Linked DNA regions of Homo sapiens: region 1 is linked to region 2. Evidence: read pairs that join two places in POLR2A ChIA-PET (ENCODE). Cell type or tissue: endothelial cell of umbilical vein. All regions are shown on one strand. Each heading gives the region's core, and the rest is flanking DNA. Links, peaks and the distances in the headings are about the cores only. Region 1 overlaps GOLPH3 (golgi phosphoprotein 3). Region 2 overlaps MTMR12 (myotubularin related protein 12).

Region 1 (8,335 bases), core at 97-8,096, 120 kb after region 2:
GGAGAGAATGGGTAGGATTAGCTTTAGGCAGACTGCACTGTAACGAGACAAAAGAGTGGGTATGTATGAAATTGAGTTTATTGAGTTGGTTTGTTTTTGTGAAGTAATCTGCTGAAAATGAGCTGAGCTTTAGAGGTTTGGGGAGAATGGGGTTTTGAAATATCTGATATGGAGAGTGGTAAGAGCTCTGAGTAGGGAAACTGATTTTGCCGTGTGTGTGTGTGTGTGTGTGTGTGTGTGTGTGTGTGTGTGTATTTTATTTATTTATTTATTTATTTATTTATTTATTTATTTTGAGACAGAGTTTAAAGCTGATTTTGCCCAGTGTGTGTGTGTGTGTGTGTGTGTGTGTGTGTGTGTGTATTTTATTTATTTATTTATTTATTTATTTATTTATTTATTTATTTTGAGACAGAGTTTAGCTCTTGTTACCCAGGCTGGAGTACAATGGCGTGATCTCGGCTCACTGCAACCTCCTCCTCCTGGGTTCAAGCGATTCTTCTGCCTTAGCCTCCCAAGTAGCTGGGATTACAGGCATGCACCACCATGCCCGGCTAATTTTGTATTTTTAGTAGCGATGGGGTTTCACTATATTGGTCAGGCTGGTCTCAAATCTGCTGACCTTAAGTGATCCACCCGCCTTAGCCTCCCAAAGTGCTGGGATTAGAGGCGTGAGCCACTATGCCCAACCCCAGTATCATTAAAGGTTTAGTTTAAGTTGGAGACAGTACATTTATATACTGAGATTTCAATATTTTTTTACATCAGCAGTTCAGAAACACAGGTACAGATATGGAAAAAGTGACAGTTGGATTGATCCGGGGCTGGAGTTTTGCTAGTTGAATGCAGTGGGAAACAATGGATGTGTTTAGGAAACTAGTAAGGGTGTAGTTGAAGGTAGTGTACTCTGGCGTTGTTTGCCCATCTTTGAATTGGGATTGATAATAATAGCACTTAGTTCAGAAGGTTGTTGCGAAGGTTGAAATGAGCTCCCACAGTACTTAGTACTCAGAACAGTGCTTTGCACATGGTATGTGCACAGTAACTTATTGTGCTGGGTGGGGATGAGGGAAAGAACGGAGGAGACTGGTGGGAAAAAGGGAGGAAGGCTGAGGATTGGAATCCCCATAAGGATGATGAAAAGTTACTTGTGGATTGAATTTCCGAGTTGGATTTGGTTCTCATCAAAAGGTTGTGGGTTTAAGGATGCTGATGTCCAAGTTCCCAGGGAGTGGCAGATAAGATCCCTGGTTTTGAGTGAAGACCATGAGAATAGAGGCCCTGAGGGCCCTGGCTGTTACTTCTGTGAAAAAATACATTCTGTGTTACAAATTGCTTAAAAGGGAACTTTTAAAACGTAATCATAACTTGATTACTACCAGTAACTTACACATGTGGATGGCACCCAAATCCAATCATTATTTAGTTACTTTACTGGTTTTGTTATCTGTCTTAGTTTATTTGGGCTGCTGTAAAATACCATAGACCAAGGATCTCTAATCTCCGGGCTATGGACCGGTACTGGTCTGTGGCCTGTTAGGAACTAGGTTGCACAGCAGGAGGTGAGGGGCGGGCAAGCGAGCATTACTGCCTGAGCTCCGCCTCCTGTCAGATCAGCAGCAGCCATTAGATTCTCATAGGAGTATGAACCCTGTTATGAGCTGCGCATGTGATGAGGGATCTAAGGTAGGCGATCCTTATGAGAATTTTAACTAATGCCCGATAGGATCTGAGGTGGAACAGGCTCATCCCAAAACCATCCCCCCCGCCGCTCCAGTCCGTGGAAAAAATTGTCTTTCCTGAAACCAGTCCCTGGCACCAAAAAGGTTGGGACTACCACAATAGACAGTGTGACTTATAAACAACAGATTTTTTTTTTTTTTGAGACAGAATCTCGCTCTGTCACCCAGGCTGGAGTGCAGTGGCGCAGTCTCCATTCACTGCAACCGCTGCCTCCCAGGTTCAAGTGATTCTCTTGCCTCAGCCTCCCAAGTAGCTGGGATTACAGGTGCACACTACCATACCTGGCTCATTTTCTATTTTTACTAGAGACAGGGTTTTATCATGGCTGAGACCACCAGGCTAGTCTCAAACTCCTGACCTCAGGCGATCCGCCCACCTCAGCCTCCCAAAGTGCTGGGATTACAGGCATGAGCTACTGTGCCCAGCTAACAACAGGAATTTATTTCTCACAGTTCTGGAGTCTGGGAAGTTCAAGAACAAGAAATTGGTGAGGGCCTGCTTCCTGGTTGTCTTCTCATTGCATCCTCACATGGCAGAAGGGCATAGGGACTCTCTGGGGCCTCTTTTATAAGGGCACTAATTGCATTCATGAGGCTTCTGCCTTCATGACTTAATGACCTTCCAGAGACCCTGTTGGGGGTTAGAATCTTTTTTTTTTTTTTTTTTTTTTTTTTTTTTTTTTTTTTGAGACAGTGTTTCACTCTTGTTGCCCGGCTGGAGTGCAGTGGCTCAATGTTGGTTCACGGCAACCTCCGCCTCCTGGGTTCAAGCAGTTCTCCTGCCTCAGCCTCCCAAGTAGCTGGGATTACAGGCATGCGCCACCATGCCCCACTAATTTTATATTTTTAGTAGAGACAGGGTTTCTCCATGTTGGTCAGGCTGGTCTCAAACTCCCGACCTCAGGTGATCTGCCTGCCTCGGCCTCCCAAAGTGCTGAGATTATAGGCATGAGCCACCGCTTCCGGCTAGAATCTTAACATGAGAGTTTTGGGGGGACACAAACATGTAGTCTATAGCCTTACTCTTTTGCTAATTAAAAAAATCAGAAAGCTGAGGGCTTTCTTTAGTCATTTGAAATGCTTAAGGGGAGTTTTTGGCTTAGTTTTTTTGGTAACAGCTTTATTGAGATTTAATTGACAATTCACTTATTTAAACAGTACAATCCAGGATTACATGCCTGTAATCCTAGCACTTTGGAGGAGACCAAGGCAGGAGGATTGCTTAAAGCCAGGAATTTGAGACTAGCCTGGACAACGTAGTGAGATCCCATTGCTAAAAAAATAAAAATAAAAAGCCGAGTGTGCTGGTGCCTGCTTATAGTCTCAGCTACTCAGGAGGCTGAGGTGGGCAGATCATTTCAGCCCAGCAGTTCAAGGTTGCAGTGAGCTATGATCAAGCCACTGCACTCTAGCCTGGGTGACAGAATGAAACCCTGTCTTTAAAAAAACAAAGTAAAAGGTAACAATGCAGTGACTTTTAGTGTATTTAGAGTTGTGTATCCATCACCATAATACATTTTAGAACGTTAATTTTTTTTTTTTTTTGAGACAGAGTCTTGCTCTGTCGCCCAGGCGGGATTGCAGTGGTGCGATCTTGGGTCACTGTAACCTCTGTCCACTGCAACCTTTGTCTCTTGGGTTCAAGTGATTCTTCTGTCTTGGCCTACCAAGTAGCTGGGATTACAGGCGCATGCCACCACGCCTGGCTAATTTTTGTATTTTTAGTAGTGACAGGGTTTCACCCTGTTGGCCAGGCTGGTCTCGAACTCCTGACCTCGTGATCTGCCCGCCTTGGCCTCCCAAAGTACTGGGATTACAGGTGTGAGCCACTGCACCCAGCCAAGATGACTTCTTAGATAATCCTATGTGTTTTCATGTTCATTGCATCAGGAGTCATCCAGTGTCTGGTTTTAGAATTTGAAGACCAGTGAGTTCATTTGGTGACAGACCTATCTGCCTGTTGGAAATTTCCCCTACTTTTCATCTAATTTAGGGATTCTTAGCTTGGGGTCACTGTAGAATTCAGGAAACATTTGAGAGGGGAAAAATTAATTTATTTTTAGTGACCTATACCTGAAAGTTAACATCTACATCAACTATAATTGTAGGCCACAAGCCAAAGAAGTATTAATAGTATCTGTGAGTTTGTCACCACTAGAGAGACCAGAGATACTTTCATATCACATCACAGTTATTGCAGATATCTCAGAATACTGTCTTTGCTCACTACTACATTGGAATTATAATAGTTATTAGATCTGCCACTAGAACTTGTTTAATCTGCTAATAAAGCACATATATCACAAATTCATTTTTAATATTTTGATGACTGATTTGGTTTCCTTTATAATCCTGTGCATTTTATGCACTTAAAAGGCAGGATAAACACTTAATTTCATTTTAATTACTAAGTTTTGGGTTAGGAGTTTGTGCCTTAGCTACTTCCAGTGGTATCTAGTGAGGTATGGGCTCTTTTCTTTTTTAAAATTATGACTTGCGGTTTTATATATATTCATTGTGTTTCATTCACTTATATTAATTACTCTTCTTGATGTTTAAATTGTCTCACTTTTAGCCTATGGGAGTTATTTTCTAAGTTGGTTTCAGTGTTCTTTGTGATACAGGTTATTAACCTTTGATAATTTCTTGCTTTTTGGCAAGGCCAACACAATGTCCTGGACTCAACTCGTACATTTCCTGTTTCAGACTTATAATCAGTCATTCCTTCAAGGAATCCTGTTTTCCATCTGGTGGGGAATGGACCACACTCTGGTGTGAGTACACTGGGTGTACTCAGTGTTACTGAGTTGTTACTGCTTGTAGGACTCTTTCGTATACAGAGATAGGATATATTTTCCTCAAGGGACAGAGCTAGCAAACATTTTAGAGGAAAAAAAATCTGTTTACGTGGTTTTTGGTTCAAGTTTAACATTATAGATTTTTATTTAACTTACTGGGTTTTATATTTATCTTTTTTCTTACTGAAAATTTTGGTTCTTCAAATATTTGCATTGGCTTACCGCTTGTATTAAAACAGTTTCAAAATAAAAATGTCAACATTACTACTAATTGACTTGAGTTTGGCTTACAATTTCTTTGTAGTATTTTTATTAAGAATGTGCAGTCAAAATACTGTATTCTAAAGTTAAAATAGCTTTTCTTTGTGGCTCTATCACTAAGTAGTATACGGTTGTTTTCATTCTTCAGGAGTTTTTTTTTTTTTTCTGTTTTCAGTGCATATAATTATATTGCAAGTTATATTCAAAAGTCTCATTTCCATCTTTCTTCTACCTCATTCTTTCCTTCCCCCATTAGTAGTTCTTGAAAAGTTAGAGTTTATCTTTCTGATATTTTGTTAGCAAAACTATACGTATATTCATATCATTGCTCCTCTCCTTCATATACAAGGTAATGGACTACATACACTGTGTGCACCTTGCTTTTTACATGTTATATTCTAAAGATTGTTCTCTATCACTATTACTTAGAAATATTTTATGGTTCTGTAGTATTCCATTATGTGGTAGATATATCTTTGTATATTCATCCAGTCCCTTATTGATGGATTTATGGGTTGTTTCCAAACTTTTGCTCCTACAGATAATATCACAATAACCATATGCATATACTGTTGCATATTTATGGGGCTGTTTCTTCATAGTGGATTCCTTAGAAGTAGAATTGTCAAGTTAAAGGGTAAATCTATGTGTGATTTTTCTAGATCCCCAAATTTCCCTCAGTAAAAGTGGTGTCATTTTGACATTCCCATCATAGTTATGAGAATGCCTGTTTCCCTCATTTTTGCCAACTATGCTGTCAAGCTTTTGGGTTTTTTTTTTGTTTTTGTTTTTGTTTTTTTTTTGAGACTGAGTCTCACTCTCTTGCCCAGGTGGGAGTGCAGTGGTGTGATCCTGGTTCACTGCAACCTTGGCTTCCTGAGTTCAAGCGATTCTCCTGCCTCAGCCTCCTTAATAGCTGGGATTACAGGCACATGCAACCACGCCCAGCTAATTTTTGTATTTTTAGTAGAGACAGCATTTTGCCACGTTGGCCAGGCTGGTCTCGAACTCCTGACCTCAAGTGATCCGCCCGCCTCGCCTCCCGAAGTGCTGGGATTACAGGTGTGAGCCACTGCACCCGGCCAAGCTTTTGGATTTTTGCCGGTCTGATAGGTAAGCATGATTTCATGTAGTTTAAAAAAAAAAAAAAAGGCTGGGGGGGGCAGGCGCGGTGGCTCATACCTGTAATCCCAGCACTTTGGGAGGCTGAGGTGGGCGGATCACGCGGTCAGGAGTTCGAGACCAGCTTGGCCAACGTAGTGAAACCCCATCTGTACTAAAAATAGAATAATTAGCCGGGCATGGTGGCGCACGCCTGTAGTCCCAGCTACTTGGGAGGCTGAGGCAGGAGAATTACTTGAACCTGGGAGGTGGAGGTTGCAATGAGCTGAGATTGTGCCACTGCACTCCAGCCTGGGCAACAGAGTGAGACTCTGTCTCAAAAAGAAAAAAAAAAAGGTAAAATATGCATAACATCAAGTGTACCATTTAAAACATTTTTAAGTGGTACAGTTTAGTGGCATTAAGTAGATTCACACTGTGCCGTCATCACCACTATCCCTCTCCAGAACTTCTCCATCATTTCATACCGAAACTCTATCCATTAAACAATAGCTACTATTTCCTTCTCTCCACAGTCCCTGGGAACCACTGTCTCTATGAATTTGACTATTCTAGGTACCCCATATATGTGGAACCATAGAGTATTTTGTCTTTTCATGACTGGCTAATTTCACTTAGCATAATGTCTTCAGAGTTCATCCATGTTTTGTAGCTATGTATCAGAATTTTACATAGATCTGTGTATCAGAATTTTAATTTTTAAGACTGAATACTGTTTTCTTGTATGCATATACTATATTTATCCAAATTCATGGTTTGTATATACATGTTTTGCCTTTTTTTGAATTAGGTGGGTTTCTTTTTGCTGTTAAGGTCTCATGTATTTTAAATGTATATTTTTATTATGAATGACAAAGCATCTTTTGGTATGTTTTAGCAGTTTCCATTTCTTCTGTGAACTTCATCATCTGTTACCTTTTAAAAAATTGAATATTTCAAAATATATATTTTTTTGAGACAGGATCTTGCTTTGTCACCCGGTTAGAGTGCGTAAGTGCAATTATAGCTCATTGCAGCCTCAACCTCCCAGGCTCAAGTCCTCCCGAGTAGCTAGGTCTACAGGCATGTGCTATCGCACCCAGCTAATTTTAAAACATTTTTTGTAGAGACAGCTCTCGCTGTGTTACCAGGCTGGTCTGAAACTCCTGGCCTAGGTGATCCCCCTGCCTTTGCCTCCCAAAGTGCTGGGATTACGGGTGTAAGCCACTGTGCCTGGCCTCAAAATATTAAAAAAAAAAAAAAAAGCAACTTTATTTTTAGGAACTAATTGTATACTAGAGATTTATCTGTGATATAAGTGACTTTGCTATGATTTTTACCCTGCAAACTTTACCAAAAAAATGGGTAGTCTCTTTTATTGCTCCTAGATTTTGAGAATAGCTGGGAAGTTTTTTCTTTCACTCCCAGATTATAAAGGTTTTCACTCTTATTTTGTCTTCTAGTACTTACGTTATTTCACTTTACATTTCAGCCTCTGATCCATCTGGAATTTATATTGATGTATAATAAGGAATTGATCCAATTATGTTTTTCCTAATGACTATCTGGTTGTCCCAACACGTTTGTTTAAAATGTTCATCTTTCCATGTTACATTGATTTGTGATGACATTTTTATCGTGTACAGATTGAGAATCCCAATTTCGAAAATCTGAAATTGTAAATGCTCTAGTATCTAAAACTTTTTCAGCACCAGCGTGAGAATCAAAGAAAATGCTCATTGGAGCATTTTGGATTTCAGATTTTCGGATTTGGGTATAATGCAAATATTCCAAAATGTGAAAAAAAATCTTAACTCCATAACATTTCCAGTCACAAGCATTTTGGATAAGGGATACTCAATCTGTATTTGATTTCAGTATGTTCTTGGGTTTGTTTCTGGAATTTATTCTGTTGGTCTGTCTATTCATGTGCCAGTGTGACATCATTTTAATTTTAGAGACTTTTAAATCTATTTTAGTATCTAGTAGGACAGCTTTCATTTCTGTTCCCTACATATGTTGCTATCTCCCCAAGTTTTCCTGGCTATTTTTTTTTTTTTTCTTTAGGAACTTTTATTTGTAACTTGTATAGCTCCAGGGAAAATCTGTTGCTATTTTTATTGGGATATTACATTTATTAACTTAGGAAGAACTAATAATAATGCTGAGACTTTGTATATAAGAATGAAATATCTTTCTATTATTCAAGTCTATTTTTAAGTCTTTCAAGAGACTTTAAACTTTTCATATAGGTTTTGCCATGGTATTTTTTGTTCTTTTTGTTGCTGTTGTAAAGGTCTTTTCAATTATATTTTAACTTTTTAGTATTTTAACATGTGTATTTTGTTTGTATATGACAACTGGTGTTTAATTTTATATAATCTGGCTACTTTACTAAACTCCTATCTATAGTAATTTTTCCATTTACTCTTA
Region 2 (8,335 bases), core at 56-8,055:
GCAGCGAAGAATGTAGGCTCTGAGTTCAATGGAGCTTGCAGATCCTTGGTTAGTAACTTTTTTTTTTGAGACACGGTTTTGCTCTGTTTCTCAGGCTGGAATGCAGTGGTGCAGTCATGGCTCACTGCAGCCTTGACCTCCTGGCCTCAAGTGATCTTTTCACCTCAGCCTCCCAGGTACCTGGGACTTCAGGTGTGTACTACCATACCTGGATGATTTTTTAATTTTTTTGTTTGTTTGTTTTGTAGAGATGAGTCTCACTCTGTTTCCTAAGCCCGTCTCAAATTCCTGGGCTCAAGCAGTCCTCCCACCTCGGCCTCCCAAAGTGTTGGGATTGTAGGTGTGAGTTGCTGTGCCCAGCCATAACTTACTTTTTTTTTTTTTTTTTTTTTTTTTTTTTTTTTTTTTTTGAGACAGAGTTTCGCTCTTGTTGCCCAGGCCGGAGTGCAAAGGCACAATCTCGGCTCACTGCAACCTCTGCCTCTCGGGTTCAAGTGATTCTCCTGCCTCAGCCTCCCGAGTAGCTGGGATTACAGGCATGCACCAACACCCCGGCTAATTTTGTATTTTTAGTAGAGACGGGGTTTCTCCATGTTGGTCAGGCTGGTCTGGAACTCCTGACCTCAGGTGATCCGTCCACCTCGGCCTCCCAAAGTGCTGGGATTACAGGCGTGAGCCACCACACCTGGCCAAGAATTTTTAAATTACCAAAACAGTCGTAGCTTTTAACATGCAGGAATAGTTCCTCTTGCTTAAGCCCCAGACCAGTACATCAGAATCATCTGGGGAGCTTTTTACAAAATCAGAGAGCCAGCCTGCATCCCTGCACTATAAGTCCGCAGGCTTATGGGTGCCAGAGAGTGTTTAGATAACAAGCTTCCCACGTGATCTGACCACACTGCCTCAGAGGGACTTGGTTTACTGGCATCTTAGTCACCTCCAATTTATACCATGCTCAAAAATGAGTTCTCAGGAAAAGCCCTAACATTCTTCTTCAGCCTCAAGATAGGCTGTACCCAAGTTTCTTCTAATGCCATATTTCAGTCTGAATTAACAAATTCAGAAAATTTCCCACCCAGGGCCTTCTACCAAAGAAAAAAAAAAATCTGATTTTATTTGTTGACAAAACTGGTTGTGTCTTGTAGAATTTTTCACAGTCAGAATTTGACTGATTATATCCCCACTGTATTATTTGACATGTTTCTCTGTCCCAGTGTTTCTGATACATTGGCTGATTGCTGTGGAAGTTCAAGGAGACTGAGGTTAGATATTTTGGCAAGAACACTTCCTGGATGGTGTGGCACACTTTATTAGGAGGCCCATGGTGCCTCTCTTTGTTATGTTAACAGCCATATATGATCATTGCTTTGGTCTATTCATTCATTCATGTTTGTAATTAATTATCTTTGAATATCCCATAAATACTGAGCCCCAAGTAGAGGCATTTGAATATATTTTTACTGAGAAGCAGTGACCCAGAAACTGGCCTTGATTCTCTGTTAGAAATGACTGTATCCCTTGGCACTGTCTTGTGGTTTTAGGTAACTTTGAATGGACAAAGAATGTCCCAGCTCTCTTTACTGAGCCCTGGTGTGCTGTAGATTAGCTGGATCAATACTGACTTGATACATTCATGTTTTCCTATTCTTACCTTTGGGCCTTATTTATGTGTCCATATTCTTTCAAGAACACATCATCTTTTGCTTTCAACCCTTGATCCTCACTGGAAGGAGAGGGGATCATGCTGTGGCGTGTTGTCTCTTTTCTTTCTTTCTTTTTCTTTTTTTTTTGAGACAGAGTCCCACTGTTACCCAGGCTGGAGTGCAGTGGCATAATCTCGGCTCACTGCAGCCTCTGCCTCCCGAATTAAAGTGTTTCTCCTGCCCTAGCCTCCCAAGTAGCTGGGATTACAGGCACTCACTACCATGCCTGGCTAATTTTTGTATTTTTAGTAGAGACGGGGTTTTGCCATGTTGGCCAGGCTGGTTTCGAACTCCTGACCTCAAGTTATCTGCCCATCTCGGCCACCCAAAGTGCTGGAATTACAGGTGTGAGCCACCACGCTGGGCCATCTCTTTTATTTCAGATTCTGTGTTTGAGCAGCCTTGCTTTGCTATGTGACACTTCAAGTTGTTCCTTAGATAAGGAGAGATAAGGAGTGCCCACCTCACCCCCTCTACTTGGGACAGCTACTAGTTATCAGTCCTAAATAATTAGTTTAATACATTAAATATCCATAACTTGGAGTTTTCTGTCTTCCTTTAGTTAGAACACTTCCTGTTTTTAAAAAGTATCTAGCTTGGGCCAGGCATGGTGGCTCACGCCTGTAATCCCAGCACTTTGGGAGGCTGACGCGGGCAGATCACAAGGTCAAGAGATCAAGACTATCCTGACCAACAAGGTGAAACCCCATCTCTACTAAAAATACAAACAATTAGCTGGGCGTGGTGGCACACGCCTGTAGTCCCAGCTACTTGGGAGGCTGAGACAGGAGAATCACTTGAACCTGGGAGGCAGAGGTTGCAGTGAGCTGAGATCGTGCCACTGCACTCCAGCCTGGCAACAGAGTGAGACTCCATCTCAAAAAAAAAAAAAAAAAAAAAAAAAAAAAAAGTAGCTTGTAACATAAACGAAAAGCTCCTGAGGGTATGTGATATTTTAGTGTGTATTCTGAAAGCATGGCTTAATGTTATTCATTTTAAACCCTTAAACAAAGAAAAATATCCTTTGCTCTTCTCTTTTAGGAAATTCACACAAACGAAAAGGAAGTAACAGAGAAGGAAGTAACTCTTCACTTGTTGCCAGGTAACTGTCATGTTAGCATAGTAACTCCTATGCAAGGCAAAGCCAATGATAAATTACATCATCCCTAGCCTTGCTATATTTAAACTCCTTTGTTTTCATCTTCTCACATATAACAGTAATGAATTGAAAAAACATATCAAGGTTTGTAGTTCAATAACTACACACCTGGGTCTGAGTATTACAACATCTGCAAAGAATTTTTCTTGTTTCCTCTTCCCCCAAACTGATGAAAATAAACCTGGAATGTTCTCACTGCTTTCACAAGCAAATGAGGACTTTTTCAGGCCATTCTAATGGCCTCTTCCAGTATGCTGATCCCCAATCTGTAGGGAATTGAGGAAAACAATTCAACTGCTATGGCCTCCCAAGGCAACCATTGGTGGGTGGCTTTACCTCTCAGTCCATACCCACTTGTGCATGTGAGCACGTGTACTGGGGATGCTGGGGTTTACCAGCCTTGGGGCTGCCAGCACTTCGCCCTGCAGTCATTGCGAAGGAGCCTGGATTGGTTAAATATTTTTGAGGTAGAGGACAGTGACTTTAGCTTAAGTTAAGTTTTAGTCATTTCCATGTTCAGGAGTAGTAACTACTTGGTGGTGTATCCTCTCCATATATGGGATATTCTGTGATCCATGTATTTAATTCTTTTTCTACTTTCTTTTTCTTAATTCAAAATAGCTTTTTTAAAATAAGTTCTTTAAGGTACATTTCCCCAAAACAATACAGGCTTTATTCTGTTGCTTTTTATTTTATTCCAGTTTATTGAGGGGATATAAATCTGTGCAAGTTTCTGACTGATCCACGTTATTTGGTAAAAGAATTCTATAACTTTTTTTGATGTTTTTAAATGTCAAAGGCTTTTTTTCTATAGTGATGACTTAAACCTTATCTCCTCTTGTTTTTCTCTTCTTGGTGTTATAGATTCAGAAATTTTATTTTTAGCTTAGCATTATGCATATTCTCCCCCCTCCTGAATTACTTCACAGTCTCATCTAGGTGTGGGTGTGCAGCGGTGAGTTCACAGTTAACTTCTCTGAGCCTAGTTTCACAAACTAGACAAAGATCATTTCTAGCTCCCAACTCTTGTGCTTCTAGACTCTGTGATCTGGTATAAACCAGCTGATTATGGCACAACATGCCATGTTTGCAGAGGGCCTCACCAGGAATGTTGTATTAGCTAGTGCATGCTAATTTCTGGTCGCTAGTACATGAGCATGGGACGGGGCTGGCCTGGTCTTGGGGAGAGCCTCACCATTAAAAGTATTTCACCATTAAAAGTATTGGGAGGTGAAAGCACAGGAAGCCTTGCTTACATGTCTTCCCCCATGGACTTGGCAGAGACACTTTTTCTGGGACTATTTTAAACCCTAATGAGGCCCTGTCTTCATTATTTCCTTCAAACTGTGATCTCTTGAGAGGCTGACCTAGTGACTGAGCCATCTTCCGGTATTTCCTTAGTGTTTCAGCCAGAGGTAATTAACCCCTTGAAAGATGAGAGAACAGCACCATAATATTTGTCCCTTCTGAGTGTCTGAAACTGTTCGTTTTCATATTGAAGGTAGACTAAATAAATTTTGAGCCAAAAAGTAAATTTAAAGACCTTGAAGGAGCTATCAAGTGGGAGATTCCAAGGAGAAGATGGTTATCTGTTGCATGAGAAGAAAAATCCTTTGGGTTTTTTTTGTTGTTGTTGCAAAACATTTATACTTAGTTTTTCATTTCCCCCATAGTCTTCTCTTTTGCCTGCCCCCGTGAGCTCCTCTGCTTCCAGATGGCAGAGAATACTGACCTATTCCCTAATCCTCATCTTTTTGACTGCAAGGAGGGATACTTTCTGTCTCCAGGGGCTGCAGCTTCTCACGTCGGCTGGGTGCTGCAGATGGAGGAGGAGAGGTGACGCATTGAAAGGAAATACGCTTAACTAAGAAAGAGAGGAAACACGTTTTTTCCCCACAAACCTCTGACCTCTGTTTTCCCAGCGTGGAGCCAGAACGAGGGTGGTCATGCTGTGGAAGGCGGCAACACCTCCTGGATCTATGGAAGCTGCCTGGAAGTCCCATGGCCAGGGAGGCACTGTCACTCTCTCTCAGCACTTCCAGTATTAGAAGCTGCCCCCTCTCACAGGAAAGTGGGCTTGGGATCTGCGTTTTTTTAGGGCAGACTGGGGCAAGCCCATCTGTGTTCACTTAGGGTATTGCTTCTATGGAACATCTGCTTGGGTCAAAGTAATGAAAACACTAAGATTTCTGCGTGAAAGTGCAGCTCAGATCATTAGTACCTATTTGGAAATTTCCATTATTCCCAGTGAGAAGATAGAGAAATGTCCTGCACAGAGGTGTATCTGAGCCATTTCAATTTCACTTCTTGGTGGTTTCCACTCTGCCGCATCTTCTCTCTTATGTTTTTGCAGCTCCTGCCATGCTGAAAAGTGTAAAGTTCTAAAGCCCTGTGTTGTATTGTATGTTTGTCCTTATGTAAATAGGGCTGGAAAGCCTTTAGTGTTTGCATATCGTATGTTCCCTGAGAACTCTAAGGAGGACCTGTTTTGGTTTCTACCAGGTGAACAGCTGCTTTGTGAAGCCAGCACAGTACTGAAGTATGTCCAGGAAGATTCCTGTCAGCATGGGGTCTATGGGAGGCTTGTCTGCACAGACTTCAAGATTGCCTTCTTGGGTGATGATGAATCTGCATTGGATAATGATGTATGTATGGGCTGCATTTGGCAGAGTTTGTGGGCAACAGTGTGGTTGTGGTTCCGTTGTCTTTTTTTCCCAGCTTCTCAGTTACTCTACCCCCTAACACACATAAACACAAAGGACAGAAATCCTGAATGTATGAACTGCATTTGGTGAAGTTTGGGGGGAATAGCACAGTTGTAAAATAGCTCTGTTGTCTTTTTTCCCCCAGCTACTCAGTTACTCCACTTCCCATCATCCCCACCCTCCCCACCATCCCACATAAATACACACAAAGGACGGAGTCCTTCTCATCACTGGCCTGCTCTCTGTCGTTCAGGGTCTCCTTTCCGTGGCAGGACCGTTAAGAAATTTCTCACCCGTGCCTCATGTCATACTGGCTTACTTTTGACCTCATGTGTCAACTTTCAATTTTCTTCTGTATTTCAGTGCAATATATATCACTCACTGGAATAACATCTTCCAAATATACTAGTTCCCCACGTTTTCTCTATACTAAGCTCTTCCTTAAACCCAGGAACTGAGTTCAGTAATGAAACCGATGGTGAATGCAGCCTTTGAATTTGGGTTCACTCTGTTTTTGTTTTGTTTTTTATTTTTAATTGTTTTTGAGACAGAGTCTCACTCTGTCATTCAGGTTGGAGTGCTGTGGCGTAGTCGTGGCTCCAGTAATCCTCCCACCTCAGCCTCCTGAGTAGCTAGGACCATAGGCGTGTGACATTCACGCCTGGCTAATTTTGTTATTTTTGGTAGAGGCAGGGTTTTGCCATGTTGCCCATGCTGGTCTCGAAGTTCTGAGCTCAAGAAATCCACCCGCTTTGGCCTCTCAAAGTGCTGGGATTACAGACATGAGCCGCCTCACCCGGCTCACCTTATGTTTAATCTGAACCTAGTAGCAGTAGCCTTGTGAAATTTGTTCCTATTCATGAAGAATGAGCAATCAGGTAAGGAGAGAACTGCCCATACCACTAGGAGAGCACCATATGTTAGTGGAAACCCAACCAAGGCACATCCTGGCCCCAATGTGCCAACTGTCCCAGATCACCCTTGTTTTTTAAACAGCAGCACCAGTACTGCCTCTTCCATCTGGCCTTGGGCTTGGTTCATAGTCCTGTACAAAGAGAGCATTCACCAGAAACTTGAATCTCTTGTTCTTCCTGAAGCTGACTTCAGGTAGCTCTGTCAATCCCCTGTTCACATTTGTGTGGAGAAATGTTAACCTGTACATAACTTCCCCACACTTCTCAAAGTGATTGTGTGTGGCATGGTGGGTTTGCCTAGGAGGGGCCCAGAAATGGCATGTTCTGGACCACGCGCGGTGGCTCTTACCTGTAATCTCAGCACTTTGGGAGGCTGAGGCAGGTGGATTGCTTGAGCTCAGGAGTTCAAAACCAGCCTGGGCAACATGTGGAAATCATGTCTCTAAAAAAACACAAAAATTAGCTAGGAGTGGTGGAGTGTGCCTGTAGTCCCAGCTACTCAGGAGGCTGAGGTGCAAAGTTAGCTTGAGCCTGAGAGGTGGAGGTTGCAGTGAGCCAAGATTGCCCCACTGCACTCCAGCCTAGCCTGAGTGACAGAACTAAACCCTGTCTCAGAATGAATCTCAGGAGCTTTTCTCACATACTTCATCGTCCCTTTTTTAGGAATGTCGCTGCATTTCCCCATTTATTTTTATTTATTTATTTATTTATTTTTGAGACAGAGTCTCGTTCTGTCACCCAGGCTGAAGTGCAGTGGTGCGATCTCGGCTGGCTGCAAGCTCCACCTCCTGGTTTCACGCCATTCTCCTGCCTCAGCCTCCCGAGTAGCTGGGACTACAGGCGCCCACCACCAAGCCTGGCTAATTTTTTGTATTTTTAGTAGAGATGGGGTTTCACCGTGTTAGGCAAGATGGTCTCGATCTCCTGACCTCGTGATCCGCCCGCGTCGGCCTCCCAAAGTGCTGGGATTACAGGTGTGAGCCACTGCACCCGGCCCCCCATTTTTCTTAATATCCAAGTAGAGAATGGTGATTTACTCTGCCTATAAATGTCTAACAGTATGCAGAGGAGTCACAGTTGTTTCCTTTTGAATCTTCTAGGAAACTCAATTTAAGAATAAGGTTATAGGAGAAAATGACATTACACTCCACTGTGTTGATCAGATTTATGGAGGTAAGTATCTGTTTTTCCCTGGGGTGTTGGCAACCTTTGAGAGTATAGGTGATAATGATAATAATATTTTTATGACCATTTATAATTTTTAAAAATTTTTTCACATATATCATCTTGTTTAAATCTGTTTTATAGATGCTAAAATTGAGATGTAAAGTGGTTTATATAAGGTCACTTAGCTAGAGGAGTTTGGACCTGAACTTGGAACCTGTTCTTTTTAATACTTCACACGACACCATTATATGCTAGATGTTGATCAGACTTTTTGATATCAGAGTTAGCTGTGTAGGTTTTACTTTATAGGCTGCTCTGATAAAAAGGTCTGTTGTATTGCATTAAGATGTCTTTTCTGCTGACTAAACAAGCCTCTCCTGCCAAGCCTCTCTCTGTTCCACTTCCGAATGTTTTTGTATTCGGGGCATCTTCAGAAATCATTCAGTGATCATTTATGATGTTCTCCAGACTACTAGGTGCTGAGTGGGTCCACATTCTGGGACAGTAGGGGGTCTCAGCAGGGGTCCTAGCTGTAAACCCAGGAGTTGACTGTCATGAAAGCATGTCTCTAGTCATTTCCCTTTCATCTTTTATAAGCTCAACTTTCAGAGTGGGTTTTCTTTGGGCCACTGGAATCAGTTCTGCCAACAGTGGCCAGTCTGTTCTTGTGCTTACTCCAGAGGAGTG

What was found. ChIA-PET counts read pairs that join two places held together with the same protein. Peaks named below come from ENCODE experiments on the same cell type or tissue, not always from the same donor. Only the 100,000 strongest peaks of a DNase experiment are listed, where the experiment ranks them.
Region 1: POLR2A ChIA-PET joins it to region 2 with 10 read pairs; 2 of 35 experiments call an interaction of 5 or more read pairs at or near these places.

The regions. Positions count from the first base shown.
Region 1 is chr5:32,150,051-32,158,385 of GRCh38, reverse strand. All of the region lies in intron 1 of GOLPH3 (golgi phosphoprotein 3), which reads left to right. Among named protein-coding and RNA genes, the nearest start is that of GOLPH3, 20 kb to the left of the region's middle. In endothelial cell of umbilical vein, for the core only: no CTCF peak of the experiment used is centred there; a DNase peak (open chromatin) is centred at 4,445; H3K27ac peaks cover 306 bases.
Region 2 is chr5:32,271,152-32,279,486 of GRCh38, reverse strand. It overlaps MTMR12 (myotubularin related protein 12), which reads left to right. Exons shown (of 16, transcript NM_001040446.3): 2 at 2,745-2,805; 3 at 5,365-5,507; 4 at 7,582-7,654. Among named protein-coding and RNA genes, the nearest start is that of MTMR12, 38 kb to the left of the region's middle. In endothelial cell of umbilical vein, for the core only: no CTCF peak of the experiment used is centred there; DNase peaks (open chromatin) are centred at 2,916, 4,236 and 4,756; H3K27ac peaks cover 5,409 bases.